3 separate regions of the Homo sapiens genome follow, and regions 2 and 3 are each linked to region 1. A link is an interaction called in ENCODE POLR2A ChIA-PET data of the cell type or tissue named here. Cell type or tissue: CD4-positive, alpha-beta T cell. All regions are shown on one strand. Links, peaks and the distances in the headings refer to the core of each region. The heading gives the core; the rest is flanking DNA.

Evidence for each region. Peaks named below come from ENCODE experiments on the same cell type or tissue, not always from the same donor. Only the 100,000 strongest peaks of a DNase experiment are listed, where the experiment ranks them.
Region 2: POLR2A ChIA-PET joins it to region 1 with 5 read pairs; 2 of 35 experiments call an interaction of 5 or more read pairs at or near these places.
Region 3: POLR2A ChIA-PET joins it to region 1 with 5 read pairs; 1 of 35 experiments calls an interaction of 5 or more read pairs at or near these places.

What each region holds. Positions count from the first base shown.
Region 1 is chr20:53,657,253-53,665,667 of GRCh38, reverse strand. No RefSeq gene overlaps it. Among named protein-coding and RNA genes, the nearest start is that of ZNF217, 68 kb to the right of the region's middle. RefSeq lists enhancers at 4,347-4,406, 5,327-5,386, 5,397-5,456. In CD4-positive, alpha-beta T cell, for the core only: no CTCF peak of the experiment used is centred there; DNase peaks (open chromatin) are centred at 4,527 and 5,347; H3K4me3 peaks cover 1,647 bases; H3K27ac peaks cover 1,444 bases.
Region 2 is chr20:53,076,529-53,084,943 of GRCh38, reverse strand. All of the region lies in intron 1 of TSHZ2 (teashirt zinc finger homeobox 2), which reads right to left. Among named protein-coding and RNA genes, the nearest start is that of TSHZ2, 110 kb to the right of the region's middle. In CD4-positive, alpha-beta T cell, for the core only: no CTCF peak of the experiment used is centred there; no DNase peak of the experiment used is centred there.
Region 3 is chr20:54,092,441-54,100,855 of GRCh38, reverse strand. No RefSeq gene overlaps it. Among named protein-coding and RNA genes, the nearest start is that of BCAS1, 26 kb to the right of the region's middle. In CD4-positive, alpha-beta T cell, for the core only: CTCF peaks have their summits at 3,753 and 3,954 (motif pointing left); a DNase peak (open chromatin) is centred at 3,945.

The sequences.
Region 1 (8,415 bases), core at 2,187-7,186:
GCTACTTGGGAGGCTGAGGCAGGAGAATGGCGTGAACCCGGGAGGCGGAGCTTGCAGTGAGCCGAGATCCCGCCACTGCACTCCAGCCTGGGCGACAGAGCGAGACTCCGTCTCAAAAAAAAAAAAAAAAAAAAGGAAGAAGAATATGGCCTATAAAAAATGGTTGTTGCTTTAAGCTATTAACTTTTCGGGTGATTTGTTAAACAGCAAAAGCTAACCAATACAGCCAGACATGGTGGCTCATGCCTGTGATCCAGCAGTTTGGGATGCTGAGGTGGGAGGATCATTTGAGCCCAGGAGTTAAGACCAGCCTGGGCAACATAGCAAGACCCTGTCTCTACGAAAAAATAAAAAAGCCAGGCCTGATGAAATATGCCTGTATTCCTAGCTAATTTGGAGGATGAGGCAGGAGAATCCCTAATCCCAAGAGTTGGAGGCTACAGTGAGCTATGATCCGCCCAATGCACTCCAGGCTGAGGGACAGAGCAAGATCCTGTTGCTTTAAAATAAAAGAAAAGAAAAAGAAAAAAAAGAGCCGGGCACGTTAGCTCATGCCTGTAATCCCAGCACTTTGGGAGGCCGAGGCAGGCAGATCACGAGGTCAAGAGACGGAGACTATCCTGGCCAACATGGTGAAACCCCGTCTCTACTAAAAATACAAAAATTAGCCAGGCGTGGTGGTGGCGTGGTGGTGAGCGCCTGTAGTCCCAGCTACTCAGGAGACTGAGGCAGGAGAATCGTTTGAACTAGGGAGGCAGAGGTTGCAGTGAGCCGAGATTCTGCCACTGCACTCCAGCCCTGGTAACAGAGTGAGACTCTGTCTCAAACAAAAAAAAAGAAAAAAAATTTTGAAAAATTGAAAAAAGCTAACCAATGCACTGAGTAAATAAATTAGGCTGGCCAGACTGCATTGGCCTGAGAAAAAAAAATCTTTTTTCTTTTTTTTACCAGAGCCTACACCTGCTATCAGAGGCCCTTGGCTGTAAACAAGGGGAAAACACTATCTAATTGCTTTGATTTTTTTGTTTTTGACTCCCAGTATTCCTTCAATGCTCATTTCTCTGAAATATACATATATATTTCCTTGTTGCTTCTTCTATTACCAAAAGCCTGGTGTATTTCACACATGTTGTTAATTACAGAGGCCATATGTAATTAACAAGCAAAACTGTGGTTGGAAACTTAATTGCGCATACAAGGTGGCCGCCTAAATGTTCAAATTAAATGGTTAGCCATTCAACCACTACATTGTAAATGCAGGGGAAATTTCTCCCAGAACTTTTCAAGATTTGAAGTGGTACCTAAAGTTCAATCTATAAAACAGTAGCTGAGACAGACACGATTCATTCATTAACACCCACTGTATGCCAGGCATTCTGCCAGGTGTGTAAGCTACAGCAGAGAGCAGGACTTCACTGGGTTTCAGGCACTAAGGAGCTTATATCCTACACACCAAGTGCTTTGACTTTTTAAATTTCCTTGGCTGGGGTCAAGTCAAGAAAGTTCTATTAAGCATCCACCCTTTGAAGCGTGTTAGGAGAAATGGAGAGAAAAAGACATACTTTAAAATTTTTGTTTCAGCAATTCTTCAGGATACTTTGATACAAAAATCAATGCTTTTTTTTTTTTTTTTTTTTTTGAGACGGAGTCTCGTTCCGGCACCAGGCTGGAGTACAGTGGTGGGATCCCAGCTCACTGCAACCTCCGCCTCCTGGGTTCAAGCGATTCTCCTGCCTCACTCAGCCTCCTGAGTAGCTGGGACTACAGGCGCGCGCACCACCACACCCAGCTAATTTTTGTATTTTTAGTAGAGACTGGGTTTCACCATGTTGGCCAGGATGGTCTCAAGCTCTTGACCTAGTGATCCTCCTGCCTTGGCCTCCCAAAGTGCAGGATTACAGGCATGAGCCACCACACCCGGCCCAATGCATTTTCTTGATTGTTTTCATGGAATTGCCTGATTATTTGAATGAATAAAGAATATATTGTTTGGAGGCGGGGGGCAGTGGCTCACACCTGTAATCCCAGTACTTTGGGAGGCCAAGGCAGGCAAATCACTTGAGGTCAGTAGTTCCAGACCAGCCTGGCCAACATGGCCAGACAGGTTTTGTAGAAACCCTGTCTCTACAAAAATAGAAAATTGAACTGAGTGTGGTGGTGCACACCTGTAATCCCAGCTACTTGGGAGGCTGAGACAGGAGAATCACTTGAACCTGGGAGCAGGAGGTTGCAGTGAGCCAAGATCATGCCACTGCACTCCGCCTGGGCAACAGAGCAAGACTCTGTCTCAAAAACAAAACAAAACAAAACAAAAGATATATTGATAATACTGTTTGGGGCACTGGAGAGGCATCAACTATTATATACATGATGTACTCTCTGGATGCCTAAGTCCTCACTCACAGCCAAGGCAACTGGAGAATTGTAGCAACCACACAACTGAGGTTTCTGGATTGGCAAATCACTTAAGATTGTCTCTTTTTTGAGATAGAATCTCGATCCGTCACCCAGGCTGGAGTGCGGTGGCACGATCTTGGCTCACGGCAACTTCTGCCTCCTGGGTTCAAGCGATTCTCCTGCCTCAGCCTCCCGAGTAGCAGGGATTACAGGCGCACACCACCATGCCCAGATAATTTTTTGTATTTTTAGTAGAGACAGGGTTTCACTATGATGGCCAAGCTGGTTTTAAACTCCTGACCTCAAGTGATCCACCCACCTGAGCCTCCCAAAGTGCTGGGATTACAGGCCTGAGCCACCTCACCCGGCCTCAAGATTGTCTTTTACTTGAATTATTTGGATGACTGTTCTTAATTTACCCCTTCATCATGCCCGGAAATGGGAAAGAGGAAATGTGTAGATTGCTTCAAATAACTTCTGAGCTATTGCTATGTCTCAGGCATTGTTCTAAATGTTTACCACAAAATCCTGCCCTGATGGAGCAGACATTTTAGGCTGAAGAGACAGGTACTGGCTGGGTGCAGTGGCTCACACCTGTAAGTCCAGTACTTTGGGAGGCCAAGGTGGGAGGATTGCTTAAACCCAGGAGTTCGAGGCCAGCTTGGGCAACACAGTGAAACCACTGTCTCTACAAAAAATTAAAAAAAAAAAAAATTTTAAAAAAAGAGACAGATAAGAAAAACACATATTGAGTGAGATAATAAGTGCTGTCTAGAGGCATCCATATATTCCATCTATGATGTTTTACAGATGTTATTTACCTGGTGACTGCCAAATACTCCCAATATAATCTTAATTATCTTTTTTTAATAGCACAAGGAGCTGGGTGCGGTGGCTCATGCCTGTAATCCCAGCACATTGGGAGGCTGAGGCGGGAGGATCACCTGAGATCGGGAGTTCGAGACCAGCCTGACCAACATGGAGAAAAACCCTGTCTCTACTAAAAATACAAAATTAGCTGGGCACAGTGGTGCGTGCCTGTAATCCCAGCTACTCGGGAGGCTGAGGCAGGAGAATTGCTTGAACCCAGGAGGTGGAGGTTGCGGTGAGCAGAGATCGTGCCATTGCACTCCAGCCTGGGCAACAAGAGCGAAACTCCATCCCAAAAAAAAAAAAAAAAGAAAAAGAAAAGAAAAAAAAGAAATAGCACAGGGAATACTGACCACATTTCTGCCTTTGTTCAGTTCAGATTGACAAATATTTGTTGAGCTCCGACAAGCAGGGAGAGGGACAAGGTGAACCAGCCCTTTCCTGCCCCTAAAGAGCAGCATAGCCACCAAGTAAACACATCATTTCAATATACTGTGGTAGCCCCTGGATAGAGGGAACTAAAAGTTGCTACAAAAACATGAATGCTATCTAGAAACTCCTGCATTTTCTCTTGAAGCATGTGAAGGAGTTCATCTGAAAAAGATGCCAAAAAGCCAAGAATCCAGCATCTACATCATCTTAGGAGGGAGCAGGGATAGGTAGGGAGGAGCCACCAGCTCTCGGATATTCCCAGATGCTAAAAGGTAAAGTGAATTCTTCTATAAGGATGTGTCTATCTAGCTGAGTCTGCAAAGCCTCCCCACAGTAAATCTGAAGTTGAGAATGCCAAAGTATTTGCTTTCATCTAACTCTTTGACAGACAAATAGAATACAAAAATAAAAACATCTCTCTTCTACCCTCATTGTAATCTTTTTCCTCTTTTCAAAATCTTTTAAACAAAATGCCTCTTTACTGTGAAATCTGTTCTATTGATTTGTTTTCATAAAAGATCTCTCTCCTAAAGAAAGGAAAAGCCATCTTTGATCTGACTTGACAAAAAGATCTAATCAAACAATAAAATCTATGAAGGAAAAAAAAGAAAAAGAAGCAAGCTTCTTTGAGCCACATCAAATATATGAAAGAGAAAATACTTCATTTAAATGCTAAAAACTAACACAAAACAGCTTGAAATGTAATAACCTCTCCTGAATAAGTGAAACCACATGTTGATCTGACATGAGTTTCTAAGACACAATTAAAGGTCACTTCGTGTACAAACATCTCATTCGGAAGTGAGAAGCTTGAATTGCTGTCAGTATTTTTGGCCACCACGGGGCAGGTGCTCCCACCTGGCACAAACCATATAGACGCCCCCAGAGGGAATGAAGGTGATACTCCACATACTGGAAGCTTCAAATCTAGCCGCGCCAGGAAATGTTCAGCCCTGGATTTCAGCTGTTTCTCCCTTGATGTCCTAACAGAGAGGACTAACTAAATGTGAGAATCCTTGTTGTTTTAGGAAGCCCATGGAAGTGGCTTTACTTAAAAAACTAAAGGCTTCCTTTCTGCTCTGTCTGTCTTTATGACCCACCAGGGTCCTAGGAGAGAAGACATTAGGGTGTTGCAGCCACAGAGTCACATTTGGAAACGTCTTCCAGCAGCTGGGATGTTTCAATTCAAGACTCTTTAAGGGAACACAGGGTATTTGGAAAGTGACTTTAAAATGCCCTGGCCTCCAGGCCTATCTCCTCTTACCAAATCCCTTTAAGAAAGGATGTGCTGGGGAAAGACTTCAAAGTGTTTCAAAAGGGAAATCACATCTTGAAAGCTTTTCTCAGAATGAGAAAGAAACACATTATTTGATTTGAAAGAGAAGTAAATCTTAAGCAGCAATGAAGGAGGATCAAAGAATAGGTTCATGTGAACTTAAGAAGTGATCCTTTCCAGCGGAACGTGACTTTACTCTTTCCGATGCCCTCAACGCATTTTGGGGATTGTAAGTTTACTCGAGAATCAAAATAAAGAGGCGAGCCAGCGTTCCAGAAAATCACGTGGTCTCCCCCGCCCCCCAATCTATTTTACAGCCCTCTCCAGCTTCGAACTCGCGCCAGGCTGTGCGCACCGACTTTGCGCTGGCGGCGTGGACGCTGCGGCCACTCGCGGGCGGCGTGGACGCTGCGGCCACTCGCGCGGCTGTTGTTGTTGCTGCTGCGTGGAGGCACGCCGCTCCTTGCACACGCGGGGCAATTCTCCGGTTGGGGAAGGAGGAAAATGGCTGAGAAAAGGACCTAAGAAAGCCTTCAGGGTGGGCCCCCATTTCTTCCTGCCCCGCCCACACCCTGCCACACTCTCCCGCCGTCCCCTCCCCACCCCCCCTTGTTCTTTGGACCTGACCGATGAAAAATTCAACTAATACCTAAATAGATTCTTCTTGCAAAAAAGTAAAATCTCAAAGCAAAACAAAACAAAACAAAAATTTGTTAGGGGAGAAATCATCTGTGAGGTGCCCTTTCCATTCTAGCTCCCTCTCCCCTCTCCGTTTCCCTAAATGTTATTCTCTATCGATAGACATAGAGATGTGGATATTACCTGTAGATAGATATTTTAAAATTGTATTTATTTCTTAAAGACACTTCCATAATCTAATATACAAAGGAATTCATAAACTTAAGAGCGGAAGTTGTCACATAAATAAAAAACAACCAATACTTTTTGATCAGTAAAATCACTGATTCGGCTGGGCGCGGTGGCTCACGCCTGTAATCCCAGCACTTTGGGAGGCCAAGGCGGGCCGATTATGAGGTCAGGAGATGGAGACCATCCTGGCTAACAGGGTGAAACAAACCCCGTCTAAACTAAAAATACAAAAAATTAGCCGGGCGGGGCGCCTGTAGTCCCAGCTACTCGGCAAGCTGAGGCAGGAGAATGGCGTGAACCCGGGAGGCGGAGCTTGCAGTGAGCCGAGATTGCGCCACTGTACCCCAGTCTGGGCGACGGGGTCTCCGTCTCAAAAAAAAAAAAAAAAATCACTCATTCTTTGTAAAGTCCAATAAAATTAAGTTTAAGTCCATTGGTAAGAATGAGTAAGAAAAACAAGAGGGAATGTACTTATAAACAACATCAAGAATAAAAGTAGATACATAATTACACATACGGGGCCGGGCAAGGTGGCTCACACCTGTCATCTCAGGACCTTGGGAGGCCGAAGTGGGCGGATCACTTGAGGTTAGGAGTTCCAGAACAGCCTAGCCAACATGGCGAAACCCCATCTCTATTAAAAATACAAAAATTAGCCGGGCGTGGTGGCACATGCCTGTAATTTTACACCGAGCTACTCAGGAGGCTGAGGCATGGGAATCCCTTGAGCGTTGCAGTGAGTCGAGATCACACCACTGCACTCCAGTCTGGGCGACAGAGCAAGACTCTGTCTGAAATAATAATAATAATAGTAATTACACATACAGAGCAACCTTTTGAAATTTTAAGTGACTGTTTTCTACAGCTGTGTACTGTTTGGCTTGAAAACCTAGCTTTGTCTAAGGAAAAAAACCGAATTACCAAAATCAACCCAATCCAGGTGCTGTATTTACACCTGAAAGTATTGCTTTTCTTTACCTGCTTGCTTGATGTAATATATATTAAATAGCCACTGTGGAAAATCACGGGAAATTTTAATATTTTCCTCAGAAGCTTGTTAGTTAATCCAACTCTAACCCGGAGAAAGTTGCTGCATTAACAGTTTCTCAACAGACAAAAAATGGCCACGAAAACAATGGCTAGTCTTTATTTGGGGCTTACTCTACACCAAACATACACATTAGCATATTTGGCCTCCGTAATGCCGCTTAAGGTTTGATACCATTGCTATACCCATTTTACAGATGGCAAAACTGAAGTGTGAAGAGGTACCCAAGATCACACAGCTTTGAGGGGCAGAATGGGGATCCCAATGGAGAAAAGCTGTGACTGTTTAAAGTGTCATTCAAAGACTACATTACATCATAGGAGAATCCAGCTATAACTTCCCTTATCACATTTTAACTGGGAACCGCATAATTGTGCCATGAATAGTGCACCTATCTTACATAGATGGTCTTTAGCAAGAGCGTGAATTTAAAGTAGGAAAAACATTAAATGCCCTCAAGAAAGATGACTAAAAGATTTGAAGAAACTGAGGGAGTGTCAGCTAGGGTAAGGTTTACTTAATTGGAGATTTAGGGGATAAGTATAAAAAGAAAGTGTTAGCCTATACCTGGCACCCCAGAAACATCGATGTAGTTTAGCTATCCAGATCATTATATTAGTGTCAGGATTAATCTATTTCTCCCTACTTTTAATTTTTTTAAATTTCTTTTCTTCTTTCTTCCTTCTCCTTCCCCCTTCTTTCTTCCCATATCAAAAGGACTAAATGTTAATCCACTCAAAAGACCTGATTGGCTATAAATACCATATTTGCATTCCAAAAGAAAAGAATTATTGTGCCACAGCTATTGAGGGTAGGTAATGAGGATCTCAGTCCTCCTAAGCTCCTCTCCTCCTCACCTCTCTGCCCCCTCCCATCTCAAGCAGCTGTTTGCTCTCCCTTTCCCCTGCCTCCCCCATCATCCAGAGGAAGCACATGTGGAAGAAATTCATGGAGTCCTGAGCTCAAAGTCATTGAGGTCTATTTCAGTGAATATTATAGAATATAACACGAATATTACAGATTGTTAAGTCTCCAATTGTTCTACGTGGTTGCAGACCCCTCCTGGCTGGAATCCAGGTTCCACTTTTTTTTGTATATGGACATTCCTATTTGTTCATGGAGAAAGTTTTAAAATACTCTAGTAACCTAAAACAGAAAATACACTTTGAGAAAATTACTGTAGGTTTAATTTATACAGGACTTGAATTACACTTCTTCTTTTTTTGTTTTGTTTTGTTTTGCTTTTTGCTTTGCTTTGATTTTTTTTTTTTTTTTTTTTTTGTGGTTTGGTCCTAAAGATTCTACATATGTGTATTATCTGATTCAGATCCCACTGCCATTAGCTGCAGGGAAACTCCATTCTTTGAATGGCAGCTTATTGCTTTCTGTTGAAGGGCATGTCTGTCCCTTTCAAAGTAATATGAAAAACACAAGCCATTTTTGCTTTCTTGAAAGCACAATTCCAGTGGCTTTTTAAATAACTAAACTTCGCTTTGGGCAGAAGCAAAAAATAATAATAATA
Region 2 (8,415 bases), core at 1,606-6,605, 580 kb after region 1:
TAGGCCTAACAATCTAATAAATGATTATTAATGTCTACACAGAAAAAACCCAAGCATCTTACTTTCTCAGTAAATTGCTTTCAGAAAAGCTAAATGTTAGTTCAAGCCTTGGTTTTTGTCTTGGTGAAAGGCACTTGCATAAAAAAGTATGAACTGAGCTTGACTACTGGTTTTAAAATACAGAATAGGTGCTTAACCAAAGAAGGAAGGAAGGAAGGGAGGGAGGGAAGGAGAGAGGGAGAGAGGGAGAGAGGGAGGGAGGGAGGGAGGGAGAGAAGGAGAGAAGGAGAGAGGGAGAGAGGGAGGGAGGGAGGGAGGAAGTTTGGTTGGAAAGGAAGAAAAACAGAGGAAAGGATGAATAAATTTTTAAAAATTGAACATGAAATTAAGAGTCAATCTTGCTCAAAAATTCCCACCTATAATCAGAATGCTCCTCACTAACCAAACTGATAGAAGTTTAGTCAACAAATTTGTCATTTGTCCTCTGTATGGATTACAGCATCATTCAGTTTTAGCTAGTGACATATTGTTGGGCTGAATCTTAAATAATGCCCAAACAGTGAAAAATCTTAGTGGAAAAAACCCCGACAAAACTAAGTCCACTTGAATATCCAAATTGCTTCAAACACTCTTTAATACAATATAATTCCAACACAAAAATAATTCCAAGGGTTCTTCAAAATTCATTATAAAACAATTTAACCGATATATAAACACTTGTTCTTGATTCCAGGACCTGAAATTAACCAGAATAAGTGGAATGAAAAATCTTTTGAGTAATTGCTGTGTATTTTGTCGTTCTTTACTTTTCCTGGGTTATAAAATTTTTGTAGTTATGGAAGTGATCTTATTACTTATGACAAATTTGATTAGTGGCTATTCTGTGGCAAACATTATGAAAAATACCTTAGCTATGTTATCTTATTTAATTTTTAATAATATTTTAGTTTTTTTAAATCAGAGAAACTTAAACAATAATAAAGAAGGCTTATGATTTTACCCAAGATAAATCAAATGATGTTAAAAGACAGAAGTAAAAAAAATGCAATAAATGCTTACAGTTAAAAAAATTCACATAGAAAGGGAAGAAAACTTATAAAAAAAATAGACATTCCCTCTTCAAGTTATCAATGCAAACTGGAAATTTTTATAATTCCTTCCAGTAAAAACAGAAACAGAATTCCATACTATCTCATTTGCTTTTAGTCTTTATAACGGTGAAGCAAATATTACTGTCATGCCCAATTTATAGATGAGGAAACTGATACTTCAATTAGTTAAATAATTTGCAGAATGTCTCACAGCTGGTAACAATGACAGACTAAGGTTTGAGCCTGAATAAACAGAAACAGGATTTGAACCAGTCTGTCTGACTTCGAAAACTGTTTGTTCTTTTTATCAGGTAACCTGATCATATCTGATAGTCCTTTTTTGGCTTTCCGATGTGATCAGCAATATGAAAGAAGTAGATATGGCGAAAAAAGGATCACCGACCCTGGCTATACGGTTAAAACCGATAGAAATGTGAGGCTTCAGAATATATTTTTGCAGACCTATTAATTTGGAAAGCTATTTACAAGCCTCAAGTCAGGCCTACAAGCAATGTCTTATTTACCTCCCTAAGGAAGGTCACATTTTGGGGTCCTATAAGTAAAAATAACATTGATAGCTACATTTAAGGGAGAATTGGAAAACTCAAAGGCATGGTGTGATTCATTGGTTGGACGATTGCACAGATGCCTAACTGTAAATGCACACACATAAAGAATTCTAATAAATCTAATAAATGATTAGCTGTATACCTACATCAAAATTTGGACTTAGATGGGACACCTATTCAATCTGTTCATTTTATACACAGAAGGTTAGGTTGCAAGTAGTGGTCATTTTGTCAGCCAAAGACAGAGCTGGGGGAGTCCTCTGGCCTCCAAAACCCCTCTGCTGAGGACTCTTTCTGAGTTACCACCACTAAGTGTCAAGGCTCTGGCCTTGCCTCCATCTAACCAGGAGCACCCTGTTTCTAATATTCCCATCAGAGAAGAATTTGAAATTTGCTGAAACTATCCAGTACAACATTTAACAAGATTTGGCATGGACAGTTTCTCAGGAATTACTGCTTTAAATAGCCAACACCTTCCCATAACGGACTTTGTGATTTCATAGATGAAAGCACAGGTTTTTCACCCCCACATAAAACCAACTCTTGCCAGATAGATTCTTTCACATTTAGGTGGCTTATCATTTCCAACTTTGTTTAGACAGCTTTGCAGCTGCCATTTTGGAGAAAGGGCATCGGTGAGGGAATCACCAGGGCACAGAAGTCCTTTGAAAGGCTTTAAAAATGAGTTCATCCAGCTAAGACAATGTTTTCCAAAAATAATGTACTTTGGCTTAAAATGTAAAATTAACATCAAATGAAGATCTCTTAAGAAGCTCTAAAATGGAGATGACTATCTTAGTAGCGTGTAGTAGGTACTTGATGCAATCAGCGTGTTCTACACAGGTAATTACTTTTACTACTAATGGTGCCTCCCACTCAGTGAGAAAGATAAGAGGCTCCAACTCTACTTAATCACGAGGCTTCTTTATTATGGCTCGACCACCTACTGAGTAAAACAATTCGCTTGCTCTATTCAGCAACTCTCACAAATGAGAAAAATTTATTAACATGTGAGCAGAATGGGACTTATTTAGTATGTACAAAGGGGATTACCACATGATTTAAAAATACATAGACCATTCAAAGAGTTGTGTGGGTCATCTTGAGTGAAGGCCTTTCTGGAAAATGTTTATTTTTGTAATGTTGAAGCTGGTTTGCAACAACTGTCCAGTTCAATGTGCTTTGAAGCTATTTAGAAGTGTCTGTTAAGAGAAGGGAGTGACGAAATTACACAAATACAAAGTCAGTGACGGGTGACCTTGGGTAAGTTATTCATCTCCTCTGGGCTATTTTCATATTTGTGGAATGGGAATAAGAACAAAAATATCTGACTGCACTCCAGCCTGGGCGACAGAGTAAGACTCTGTCTCAGAAAAAAAAAAAAAAGAATAAACATATTTGTTTCATACTTACGTACAGTCAGTCTAATATAAGGTGTTTGTGTGTTTCTAAAAAGGACCACAGTCTTCTAAATTTCACAATAAAACCCACAGAGCTTACGGGGAAAATGGGTTTGGGAGAACAAAGCTCCTGTCAGTAACATATAATAAAAAAGCAGGAACCTAATACAAACAGTAGCACCGTTTTATGCAGGTTAAATGGTGAAAAAATTTATAAACACCGTGATAAATAAGTATTTTACCTTAATAAAGAGCCGTGGAAGTGGGTGTTGGAAGTGGTGGGAGGAGTGTTACCTGGAATCCTACAGCGTTGTAACAGCAATTGTGCATGGGTGGGTGGGGCTTGTGGCACACCAGCTGAAGGAAGTGAGTAGATGTTTGAGGTATGTGTGTGTTTGCTTTTGTGTATTTCTACATGGCCTGGTTCAGCTGGGTGCAGTTTTCTGTGTTCAGTGTTTCTCAAGGACGAAGTCACACGTACACAAATGCAAACTCAGTGTCAAGCTGAAAGTGTATCCACCATTTTGGAGCAAAATTATGTTTTAAGGAAGCATTGGCTGGGCACAGTGGTTCAGGCTTGTAATTTCAGGACTTTGGGAGTTTGAGGCAGGATCACTTGATGCCAGGAGTTTAAGACCAGCCTGGGTAACATAGCGAGACCTCATCTTTACAAAATAAAAAATAATAAGATAATAAAAAAAACAGGTGGGTGTGGTGGCACATGCCTGTAGTCCCAGATACTTGGGAGGCTGAGGCAGGAGGACTGCTTGAGCCCAGCAGTTTGAGGCTACAGTGAGCTATGATCATGCCACTGCACTCTAACTTGGGTGACAGAGAAAGATCCTGTCTCTAAAAAACATGTTTTAAAAGCAGTATTATAGCAGAACCGACAGCATTATGAAGATTAAAGAAGCTAATGTTTGTCACTACACAGTGGGACCTTAAGAAGTGTTATTTTTGCCTTGATCTCCGTGGCTGCCTCAATTAAACTGGTGTCAAATTCAATCCCAAACTCATAGCTGGTGGACTTAGGCTGTTCATCTCTTTGTTATTCTGGATCAACAAAAATGATACGACTCTAAAGCAGGTGTCCCCAGCCCCTGGGCCGCGGGCCGGTACAGGTCCGTGGCCTGTTAGGAACCAGGCTGAATAGCAGGAGGTGAGCGGTGGGCGAGCGAACATTACCACCTAAACTCTGCCTTCTGTCAGCAGGGGCATTCGATTTTCATAGGAGTACGAACCCTGTTGTGAACTGTGTATGCGAGGGATCTAGGTTGCACATTCCTTAGGAGACTCTAACTAATGCCTGATCATCCGAGGTGAAAGACTTTCATCCTGAAACCATCCATCTCCCCTACCTTTGTCCGTGGAAAATTGTCTTCCATGAAGCTGATCCCTGGTGCCAAAAAGGTTGGGGACTGTTGCTCTAAAGAACTGACTTGCAATGTTAATAGAGGATTCAATGCATTTGTTAAATGTGTACACTTGTACCTTTGTCCTTGCCTACAACAATATCATTTCCTGTAAAGAGATTAAGCACAAAGCCAGGAAATACCATCCTCTTCCTTAAGACCAAGTTGAAAACTACTCTGTAAGAAGCAGAAATTTAGTGGCCCTTGGGAGGAAAAAATGGTGTTACTATTCACAATGTTTGATTAGCACCAGGGAAGGGCAGACCAATTTCTCTCTAGAGCCTTTTAGTAAGAATTAATGGGAAACACATACATAAGGCTCTCTATGCGTCTGGTACCATAAGAGCTCTGGATATATTAACTCGTTTAAGATTCGAATCATTCTACATAATTGCTTTTCGGGTCTTGATGTTTTTTATTAAATTAGGTAAGCTGAGCTAGTCTGGAAATTCAGTCAGATTTCCAGTTAGCTAGGCAACAAGTTTTCATTGGGCAACAACAACTTGAAGAGACTGAATAACCTAAGTTGAACTTTGGAGTCAGACCAATCAGAATCACGGCTTCACTCATAAGCTATGTGTATTAGGACATATAATTCAACTTTTGTGGACCTCAGGATCTCTTCTGCAAAAAAAAAGAAAAAAAAAACAGAAAAAGAAAAAGGTTACTAGTAGCTATAGTAGCTATCTGCTGGTGCTTTTGTGAAAATTAAATGAGATAAAGGGTATAGAGTGGCTAGTGTGATAGAGGGCACAGTCAGCACTCAATACATTTATTTATAGAGTTATTATCGTTTTATTACCAGTGTGGGGCCAGCTGATATTCACTTCGTTAGGCATATTGGCACATAATCCAGCTGTTTGAAATAGTGCCTGGCTCAGACCAAAGCCTTGGAATTTGGCCTCTAAAGACTTGAAGTCTCTGCATTCCTGATTTTTTCCTTTCTGTATTCCCAATACACAGGATTATTCTGTCTCTGTAGCGCTAAGATGCCTTAAACATAGCAGCGATTTGAGAGGGTTTTGCACTTGCTCTGCAGATTAACCTCTTCCAGTGTGAACATGTCACTGTCTACGTTAACCACTGTCTGGCAACCCGCATGAGATATGCACACTGTTGTCTCTATTTCTCATCTCTCATTTATTTTTCAACCCACCCAGTCTGGCTTCTCCTCCCATTGGTCTACTGTGAATGCTTTTACTAAGTTCACCCAGGAGCTCAGCCAAGTTAAGTCCAGTGTGCATTTTTTCAACTTGCACCTTACTGACTTCTACTAAAAGTAGTTAGTAGAGCTAACCACTTTTTCCCTCTTGAGACACTCTCTTCTCTATTACTTCCTATTTTGACAATCACCCTATGTTGATAGTCTTCCACGCTCTCCAAAAGCTCATGTTTTGCAGACTTTTTTCCTTTTCAATGTTGGATATTGGCCTTTCTCAGGGCTTAGTCTTTCTTCCTCAATAATCTCACCCTAAACATGCTCGTCCACTGCCAGGGGTTCATTATGTTCTATTTGCTAGGACTTTGACATTGATGTAATTGGGTATTATGTTGAAATCCAGATAAGTACCCAATGGTCTTCTCCCTAACTCTTGAACATCAAACTTAACAGTTCCCAAATGGAATTACGATTTTTACCTTTACCAAAATTTTCCCCCACTCCATTATTCCCAGCGTACCTCTAAATTTACCATATAGCCAAGCTCTATTGATTTTTACCACCAAATCTATCTCAATCCACCCACTTCTCTACATCTCTATTGCTGCCAGCCTAGTCTAAGCCACCATCTTTTTGTCACCTGATTATCACAGTAACTACCTCACTGCTGTCCTTGAATCCATCCTCATTCTACTCCAATACATCCAGCAAAATGCAGCCAGGGTATTTTTCAAAGATAATTTATGATGTAATCCTGTGACTAAAAACCTATAATAATTCCTCCATGCTCAAAGACCACATCGAAAAGTGTTAACATGATCCCAAATATGCCAGAGTCCCTCTAATCCAGTTTTATCTTGTACCATTTCATGTCTTTTTTCAAGAAATATTTAACGAGTATTTATTAGGTGTCAGGCATACTGTAGTTCTTGGACTTGGCAAATCTTCTACAATGAACAAGTATTACTCAAAATTTTAATTTAAAAAATGTCTAGGTGTTCATTCAAAGGAATAGAAAAAAAGCTGTCATGAAATGGTTAAACCCACATTATTTTCTCTATTCTGAGTAATCCCCCTAAGTGCAAAACTCTTTACTCATATGTTTTTAGATTTTGGGTTTAGATCTTTGACTTCAGGAAATCTCCCTTTCTTAGCGTGAACACACAGATTTTGCAGTCTAAAGCTGGATTCGTGATTGATAGAAGCTCTTCGCATGTCATTCTCCCTCCTTTCCGATAGATTCACTCTCAGAAACAGTCATGCAAACTCTGCCTACGCATTCAGTAAATTGGAGAAGTTGACATTCTAAACATCTAAAAGGTAAGGATTTGGGTAACAGAAACTCACCCACATTGTACACAGGGCACATTTCAATTTTCTGCTGCAGTACTCAGAGGAGATTAGAGTGTTCACAAAGTTAAGAAATTTCAGAACAGACAGGGAGAGTGAGCAGCCAATTTCCATTGCATCTTTGCAAGTGACTATCAGGAAATTTGTTATTAATTTTGTCCAAGGTGATGTAATCCAAACATTAGTCACCAACCTCCTTTTCAGCGATAACGAATGATCTATTAATTGCCACACTGACTGGCCTTTTGTCAGGCTTTGTTTTTCTTTGACCTTTGTGCAGTATTTGATACCTCCACTACCCTGTCTGTGTGACTCAGGCTTGGCTGCTGTGTATGATGTGCCTAAACCTCCTGGGTCGTCCTCCCTTCTGTTTGCCTTTCTATCTCTGGATCATCCAGAATTGCTCCTAATATGTGGACAGGTCCCAAGACTCTGGTCTTGTCAATCTTTTCTCCCCTTGCTAACTCTCCCTTCTCAAACAAAACTAATTCACTCTCACAGCTCCAACTGTACAGATGATCCCCAGAGTATTATCTTTTTTTTTTTTTTTTTGAGGTAGAGTCTTACTCTGTCATCCTGGCTGCAGTGCAGTGGCACAATCTTGGCTCACTGCAACCTTTGCCTCCAGGGTTCAAATGGTTCTCCTGCCTCAGCCTCCCAAGTAGCTGGGATTACACGCACACGCCACCATGCTATTTTTTTTTTGTATTTTAGTAGATACAGGGTTTCACCATGTTGCCCAGGCTGGTATCGAACTCCTGACCTCAAGTGACCCACCCGCCTTAGCCTCCCAAAGTGCTGGGATTACAGGCATGGGCCATCGTGCCTGGCCTCCAGAGCATTATCTTTACCTCTCATCTCTGCTAAGCTCATAGACTTGTGTCTTCAGCACCTGAGAGACTACTTCCACTTGGTCACACTTTTCCTTTCCCCTCTTTTGCTTTTCCATCAGAATTTACCTCTCCACTCTCTCTAAGCCCGAGTTCTCTTAGGAATACCATGATTCTTCCGGATACAAAAATGCAAAACTCTGAAACTGCACATCAGGGTCTTGTTTATAACTCTTTCTTTAATGACTTCCCATCACTCTCTGAATTGCGTCCAAAATGAATTATGCATCTGCAAGTCCCTTTTATAATTTAACTCTTTCCAGCCTTCCAGGATCCTCCATCTAGTCCTTCATCAGGTTGTGTTTTCCTAAGTTCATTGAATGTGCAACATCTTCCTGCCTCATGTTGTCAGCAAATAAGGTACCTGTGCCTAAAATGTTCTCCACTCCATGGCCTGCTCCACCCTCACCTCCCACCATCAACCTAATTTAGTGCTGTTTTTTTCTTTTTTAGCTGTGAGCTTTGACATCACTCATCTCAGTAAGCCCTCAGTGATCTTCAGACTGGGTCAGGACCTCCGCATCGCTTGTATGGAATCTGGCCC
Region 3 (8,415 bases), core at 1,922-6,921, 440 kb before region 1:
AGTGTAGCCTAAGTGCACAGTGTTTGTAAATTCCACAGTCCTGTGCACAGTCCTGTCCTAGGCCTTCACATTCACTCACTCTTCATTCACTGACTCACCCACAGCAACTTCCAGTCCTGCAGTCTCTATTTGTGATAAGGGCTTGATATGGTTTGGCTGTGTCCCCATCCAAATCTCATCTTGAATTGTAACTCCCACAATTCCCACATGTGGTGGGAAGAAACTGGTGGGAGGTAATTCAATCATGGGAGCGGGTCTTTCCCATGCTGTTCTCGTGATAGTGATAAGACCCACGAGATCTGATGGTTTTTAAAAACAGGAGTTTCCCTGCATAAGCTCTCTCTCTTTGCCTGCCACCATCCATGTAAGATGTGACTTGCTCCTCCTTGCCTTTTGCCATGATTGTGAGGCCTCCCCAGCCATGTGGAACTGTAAGTCCATTAAGCCTCTTTCTTCTGTAAATTACCCAGTCTTGGGTATGGCTTTATCAGCAGTGTGAAAACGGACTAATACAGTGCCCTACACAGGTGTATCTTTTTTTTTTAATCTTTTACACCATATTTGTATTGTACCTTTTCTATGTTTAGATACACAAACACTTACCATTGTGTTACGGTTGCCTGAGGTGTTCGGTACAGTAACATGCTGTACAGATTTTGTATCTTAGAAGCAACAGACCAAGCCATCTAGCCTAGATGTGTAGTAGGCTATGCCATGAAGGTGTGTGTGTACACTCTATGATGCTCCCACAATGATGACATCACCTAACAACACATTTCTCAGAACATACCCCATTGCTAAGTGTCACAGGACTGTAGCTGGTAGAGCAAGACCTGTGGAACTTCAGCCTGGGAAGAGAGATGCTTGAGTCAACCACCATGGCCTTACTCCTGGCTGCCTGTCTGTTTGGGGAGGGGAGAGGCTGATACAGGGCAGGAGTTGAGAGGATTGCGATGCTGGGGTGAGGGCAGCTGTGAAGTGCTGTGCATTGGGCGAGTGCAGAGAACTTTTCCTTCAGACACACAGAAATCTTCCCCTCACAGGAGACAGGCTGAGCTGTCTCCTCTCTATCACAGATGAAGCTGAGCTAAAGTACTCAATGCTCTGAGGTCATGGGTTACAAGGACCTTGCCTGGGGAGGTACAAGGTGTTTTGAGCAGTGCCCTCTGCCTGGGCCAGGGGTGTGACCCTGACTCTCCAGGCATCACTGCCAGGCTCTTCCCCCAGAAGCCCCCTCCTCAGGCACTCAGGGATGCCTTTCCATGTCCATATTCTATTGTCTTCCAGAATCCACTTCCCCTACTCAAATAAGAAGGAAGCTCTTTTAATCAGATCCAAGGGCATCAACACAGCTGAATTTGACTCTGAATTGGGGTCTGTGTTTTAATGATTTCACCATTACCATTCCTAGCAATAACTCCACAGATTTTCCCATTACAGAACACACAACCCTCAGAAGCTTAAACTATAGAGACATCCATTGTTTGCTTAACAAGAAGGCTGGAGCTGGGGGTTCCAAGGCCTTTTAATAGCTCTGTGGGTATCCAGGTTCTTGACAGTAGTTCTCTTTGCATTCCCCTTGTGGCCAAAGGTGGCTTCAAAGTCCAAGAAGTGCAACCTCTCAAAAGCATCCCAAGCAAGTAGAAAGGAGAGCCTTCTTTCTACGACAGTCAGGAAAGAAAATGTTTCCAGAAGCGTCCAGCAGACTTTCCCATATGTCTCATTGGCCAGATTGGGCCACCTGCTCACCCCTAGACCAATGAACAGGATGTCTTCCTTTTGCTCCCCAAACTCATATTCTGCTCTTTAATACCCTATGTAGACTGGTAAAGCCTACCTGTAAAGATTTTAGGGTTCCTGTATACCCGGATGGTCTCAGCCAATGGGGGGTGCCAGTTCAAGGTCTCAGGGAGAGAAGACAATGATGGGGAGAGGGGAAGGAGTCCCCTGACATCCCCCCTGGCTTGACCTCAGGCTGGATGAGGACTTTGAGATAAGGTCATTGCTCCTGTCAAGGACTCCCCAACTTGACTCTCTCCTAAATTCTCCTTTCTTGCTCCCTTAGGTCTAGAGTTGAAGGGATCCTTCTCACAGGGAAGGCAACTCAGGCTGTTTTCTGTGGTTACTTCACTCTTCCTTGCGTTACTACACATTCACATTCCTATAAATAGCCTATTTTCAGGAAATGCCCGTTAAATTACCTTATTAAGACTGTGCCATCAGTTGCTTCTTGGGTCCCCAATTTGCCACTACATGTCATTGCGAAGTAGAATCGCAGTGTAGACGAATCGTATTTCATTCCCCTGGGGCAAGGGAAAGAGCTTACTGTTTCTGAGAACAGTGTTTGTTACTCACCTGAAACTTGGACCCCTATCTGGGTCTGTTACCAAGAAGAATTTGAACCCGTGGCTTGAGTAGGCAATGAACAATTTCTGCCACCATCTAAAGCCACAGTTCTCTAGCTGTCATGTGTGTTAGAATCTTCTGGAAGCCTTGTTAAAGTTTCCTTTAACAAGGTCTGGAGTGAGCCTGAGAATCTGTCTTTCTAACAAGTTCCAAAGTGATGATGTTGCTGGAAAGGGACTGCACTTTGAGAACCACTGACGTGTACTTTAGACTTTAAGTCATCCTGGTGAGACTGAGTTGTGGGAATAAATTATCCACAGGTGAAAAGAGCCAGAAGGCAGGTAAGTAGAAAAAGAACAACAGACGACAGGGGGAGAGGAGGATGTGGAGAAAGTGAAGATCTCAACTGGATTTCTAGGTGCTGCTCAAGGCCACCCTCTGTGCGAAGCTCCCAACCCAAAGGGTCCTTCCCTGCTCTTGGCACTCAGGTGGCAGCACAGGTGTCCCACACTGTATGTTTAGCTGTCTGTCTCCAGTAGGCTTCAAGTAAGTTTTCTTTCTTTCTTTTTTTTTTTTTTTTTTTTTTGAGACAGGGTCTCACTCTGTCCCAGGCTGGAGTGCAGTGGCACGATCTCCACTCACTGCAACCTCTGCCTTCCAGGCTCAAATGATCCTCCCAGCTCATCCTCCTCAATAGCTGGGACTACAGGTGCACGACTCTATGCTGGGTCAATTTCTGTACTTTTTGTAGAGACGAAGTTACGCCATGTTGCCCAGCCTGATCTCAAACTCCTGGGCTGAAATTATCTGCCCGCCTCAGCCTCCCAAAGTGCTGGGATTACAGGTAAGCAAATTTTCTCAGGCTGGGAAATAGAAGAGTCTTCTCCACTTTCCCACCTGAGCAGCCGGCACTGCGAGGGGTATGCCCAATTGTCACTGAGAAAGGGAGCAGTGGAGATGGCAAAGGGGAAGAGAGAGGAGAATGAGAAAGGAAGAGAAGGAAAGAAAAAGAGAAAGAGATCATACAGGAGAATCTCCAGGAGAATCTCCAGGAGCTGATGAAAATGCGACTTTCAATCCAGCTTGTTTGGGGTGTGGCCAGAGACCATGCATTCTAACACTCCCCCACATTGATGTGGAACCACTGGTCCCTGGCCTGCACTGAGGTAGTGACACTCACCAAATACCCTCTCTTTACCTACTCACATTCACAGCAAATACTAAGACCTCTAGCACAGCGGTTCTATAACACAAGTGCACCAGAATCACTGGAGAGTTCTTGAAGACACAGATGACTGGGCTCATCCTTAGTTTCCAGTTCCATCCTGTGGGGTGGGACCAGAGAGACTGCATTCCTGACAAGTACCCCCAGGTGACACAAATGATGCTGACATTTTGAGAACTGGTATACTAACCAGCAGGACTTTTTTCTTGCAATTTCTATAGCATTAAGTGACAGATACAGCCTCTATTGATTCCAGATGTTAATGGTTTGGGGTGCTGATAAAAAAGAAAGCTATTTTTTTTCTCTCACAAAACCCCAGGCAAGAGGTACACCAGGCCCTGACCATCTAAAATATAATCCAACTTCACCACCTGCTGGTTACTTCAAGAAGTACATATAGTGGCTGAACATCCTGTTTGAAAACGGCTCATTGCAAATTAATCTTGGCAAACATAGTGCGATGCTAGACACTAACCACCACTATTTTCATCTTCATTCCTCTAGGAAATAAATATGATTTGGGTGGTTATAAAATCAGTCCCCCGATTCACGGATAACTAACATTCGGTAATATTTCCAATGTGCCAGACATCTGCCCTTTGACAACTGATGTACATGAACTCTACGGAAAACTGAAGTGCAGGGAATTTAAGTAACTTGCTTAAAGCCACACAGAGAGAAGTGGTGGTGACCAGGCGTGGTGGCTCATGCCTGTAATCCCAGCACTTTGGGAGGACGAAGCGGGCAGATCACGAGGTCAGGAGTTCGAGGCCAGCCTGGCCAACATGGTGAAACCCCATGTCTACTAAAAATACAAAAAAAATTACCTGGGCATGGTGGTGGGTGCTGTAATCCTAGCTACTCGGGAGGCTGAGGCAAGAGAATTGCTTGATCCCAGGAGTCGGAGGTTGCAGTGAGCCAAGATCGCGCCACTGCACTCCAGTCTAGGCGACACAGCGGGACTCCATCTCCAAAAAAAAAAAAAAGAAAGAAAGAAAAGAAAAAGAAAGAAAAAAGTGGTGGAGACAAGATTCAAACCAGTTATTCTGCACCCAGAGTCCCACTCTAAATCCCCAGGCTAGGGTACTTCCCCCCAAAATAGCTAGAGGTAATATCCACTTAGTAATTTTTTAATTAATTAGCTCATTCCAACCAGAAACATAGCATTGGAATATACTTTAGATACAAACTTGTTCACACATTTATTTTATACAGAAAAAATCTGGGGCACAGAGAGGTGAAGTGACTTGCCCAAAGCCACACAGCAAGTTGGTGACAGATCAGCAAAGTCGCCTAGGCTCCTTTGGACACAGCACACTTTCAGCAAAGTTTCCTAAGGGTTTGCAGGGCTCCAGCATTGGGCTGTGCCCTGTGGCAAAAGGAGAACTGGGAATGTGCCCCTGCCCCTGGACAATTAGAGGTTCTGATAATATTTGGGGGCTATGACTCTGGAAATAATGAGTCCACTCATTAAAAAAATATAAAGGGTCCTTCACATTTTCTTTCTTTCTTTTTTTTGTTTTTAAGACAGGGTTTCACTCTTGTTGCCCGGGTTGGAGTGCAGTGGCACAATCTCGGCTCACTGCAACCTCCACTTCCTGGGTTCAAGCAATTCTCCTGCCTCAGCCTCCTGAGTAGCTGGGATTACAGCTGCCCATCACCATGAGTGGCTAATTTTCTGTATTTTTAGTAGAGACGGGGTTTCACCATGTTGGCCAGGCTGGTCTTGAACTTCTGACATCAGGTGATCCACCTGCCTCGGCCTCCCAAAGTGCTGGGATTACAGGGGTGAGCCACCATGCCCGGCCTTCACATTTTCTATTCCACCATTTAAAAAATATGTTCTAGTCATTTGAATAAGCTATTAAGATTTCTGACATGTACTACCTGGATTATTATTTACTCAATATTTTTTCTGTAACCTATTCATTTTGTTTTTATTAGTTCTTGCCCTAAAGTAATAATATTTGTCCAATGAAGTGTGTGACATTACTTGATACATTTGTTGCTTGATTTATTCATTTAAATACATGGAATTCATCACACACCGGGGCCTGTCGTGGGGTGGGGGGAGAGGGGAGGGAAAGAATTAGGAGATATACCCAATGTAAATGATGAGTTAATGGGTGCAGCACAACAACATGGCACGTGTATACATATGTAACAAACCTGCACGTTGTGCACATGTACCCTAGAACTTAAAGTAGAATTTTAAAAAAAAATTTTTAATCAAAAATAAATAAATAAATAAATACATGGAATTCATTTGTGTAATGCCTAAAAGCATCCAGCTCTCCACAAGTTACATCTCCCTAACTCTGGGGAAAAGTGACCAGGTCTTCAGTTGCCCTGCGACCTGTCTTCCTATCCTGGCAATGATGTCTGCAGGTTATATGAAGTGAGGAAGTTATATTAACCCCACTTTTCAGATGGTATAACTGAGCTTATTAAATTTATGCCTAGTGTTCCATTATTGGAACGCTAAGCATGTGGGAGTTAGTTATATCCTGCTTCTCAAAGTCTGATTTTTCAAAGTTAAAAAATTGCAACCTCAGGCATAAATGGGTTAACCTCATTGAACCCCTGCTTTGCTGTCTGAAAAGTGGGGTTAATATCACTTCCTATCTGATACGCTTATTATTGGGATCGAACAAAATAATCCCACATCAGTATTTGCCAAGACGCGGTACAGCAGGCAAGAATCCCATCAGCGCCTGCTATTGCAGCGAGCTATTAGGATAACTCCTATGAAGCATTACGTTGTATCTTTTTCAAATGAAAGACCATGAATCTCAAAGCTAGTCATAAATGTGGCACTTCATGATTTTCTTTGACAATGTCAGCCTTTCTTCAGAAGATGGGACTTTGTTGCCCATTTCACAGCTAGACACACTGAGGCTTATTGGAACATCATCATAGTCCACTCCCTAAGGTATTTGCATAGCTCTACAGGAACGTGGCATTTTCAAATCTAATTATCGTAGGAGATTTTCATCCTAATTTATTACCTAAATATGTGGGTGGGATTTATGCTGTTATGCACGTGAATTTTTCCCATATCAGGAAACAAACAAGCCATGAATTCTTCATGCTGCTTCCTAAGAAGAAAATGGACTCCACCCAATTGACGATGGCCTCCTTCATCATTCGTAAAGGGCAATTCTCTTTTCCCAAGAATAGATTGTTCATGTGGAGAAAACAGAATTCATGAACTCTTCCATTTATGCAGGGGGAGGAAATTCAATTTGACTGTATTCTTTGGGCTTTCTATACCATAGATATGAAAATAAGGCAGCCCTCCGATTTCAGGGAGGACTTAGTGACCCAGGGAGTTGAAATAATTATACACAAACAGAAAAACAGGAATTATTAAAGCAGATTCAGATTCAAGCTACAAAGGCGACTCAATGGGAGTATTGTTCTTCTCTCCTTGAGGGAAGGTTGAGTGAAAGTGGATGGCACCAGACAAAATCAGAGAAGTGCACTTCATTTTTTCCTCCCCACAGCCAGTTCTGCAGCGGTATTACATACTTGGGAGCCAGCTGCGGAAGAGGCAAACAATGCTGCAATTGAAAGGACACTGTGTTTTGCACACATGCTTGCTTTAATAATATGCCTTGTGTTTCTGCTTGTACATATTATTTAATCTTCCCTGGTTATAAATGTCCCAGCAAATTAGCTAGTTTGCTTTGCAATCTCAGCCCCCACTAAAACAGGAAGAAGTAAGCGCCTGATTAGGCTCTTCCCTGCGGGGATTCTTAACCCTGGGTGCACACTGAAATGAGATGGGTAGACTTTAAAAAATGCAAAGTACCTACTGTTCTTTTGTAACTCCTTTTTTGTTTCTATATGATTTAAAAGTTAGGTTCATGAAACAATAATTATACGTCATTGTTAATGGGCACACATGTACAAAGATATAATCTGTGACGATAACAATATGGAGGGGGAGTGAATAGAGATGTCTAGGGGCAGACTGTTTTTATACTATTGAAATTAAGTTGGTATTGTTCACCAGGGTTTGATAAGTACAAGAAGTTAATTGCAATCCCCAAGATAACCACTAAGAAAATAACGAAACATATACCAAAAAAAAAAAAAAAATCAAAATGATACACTACAAAAAAAATCAACTAAATACAAAAATGGCAGTATTGTAGGAATTGAGGAACAAAAAGCATACAAGATATACAGAAAACAAACAGCTAAATGGTTGAAGTAAGTTCTTCCTTATCAGTAATTACTTTAAGTGTAAATAAATTAAAGGCACAGATTGGCAGAATGGATTTTTTAGAATAGTTCAACAGGTTGAGACTCACTTTATTTTTATTTATTTATTTATTTATTGAGATGGAGTCTCGCTCTGTCGCCCAGACTGGAGTGCAATGGCATGATCTCGGCTCACTGCATCCTCCACCTCCCGGGTTTAAGCAATTCTCCTGCCTCAGCCTCCCGAGTAGCTAGGATTACAGGTGCCTGTCACTACGCCTGGCTAACTTTTGTATTTTTTTTTTCAGTAGATATTGGGTTTCACCATGTTGGTTAGACTGGTCTTGAACTCCTGACCTCAAGTGATCTGTCCACCTCAGCCTCCCAAAGTGCTGGGATTACAGGCGTGAGCCACTGCGCCTGGCCGAGACTCACTTTAGATCTAAAGATAGAAATAGGTTGGAATAAAATAATACAAAGTACTCCTGCGCAGGCCCCAGTCCAGGTCTATGCAATTTTCATCCTCAGGACAGTGGCTCCAAGGACTCCAACATGCAGCCAGAATTCAGAACCACTGAGCTAGAGGCAGGTGGGTGGGCTTGAATGGCCGTCGTAAAATAATCAGGGAACTAGCT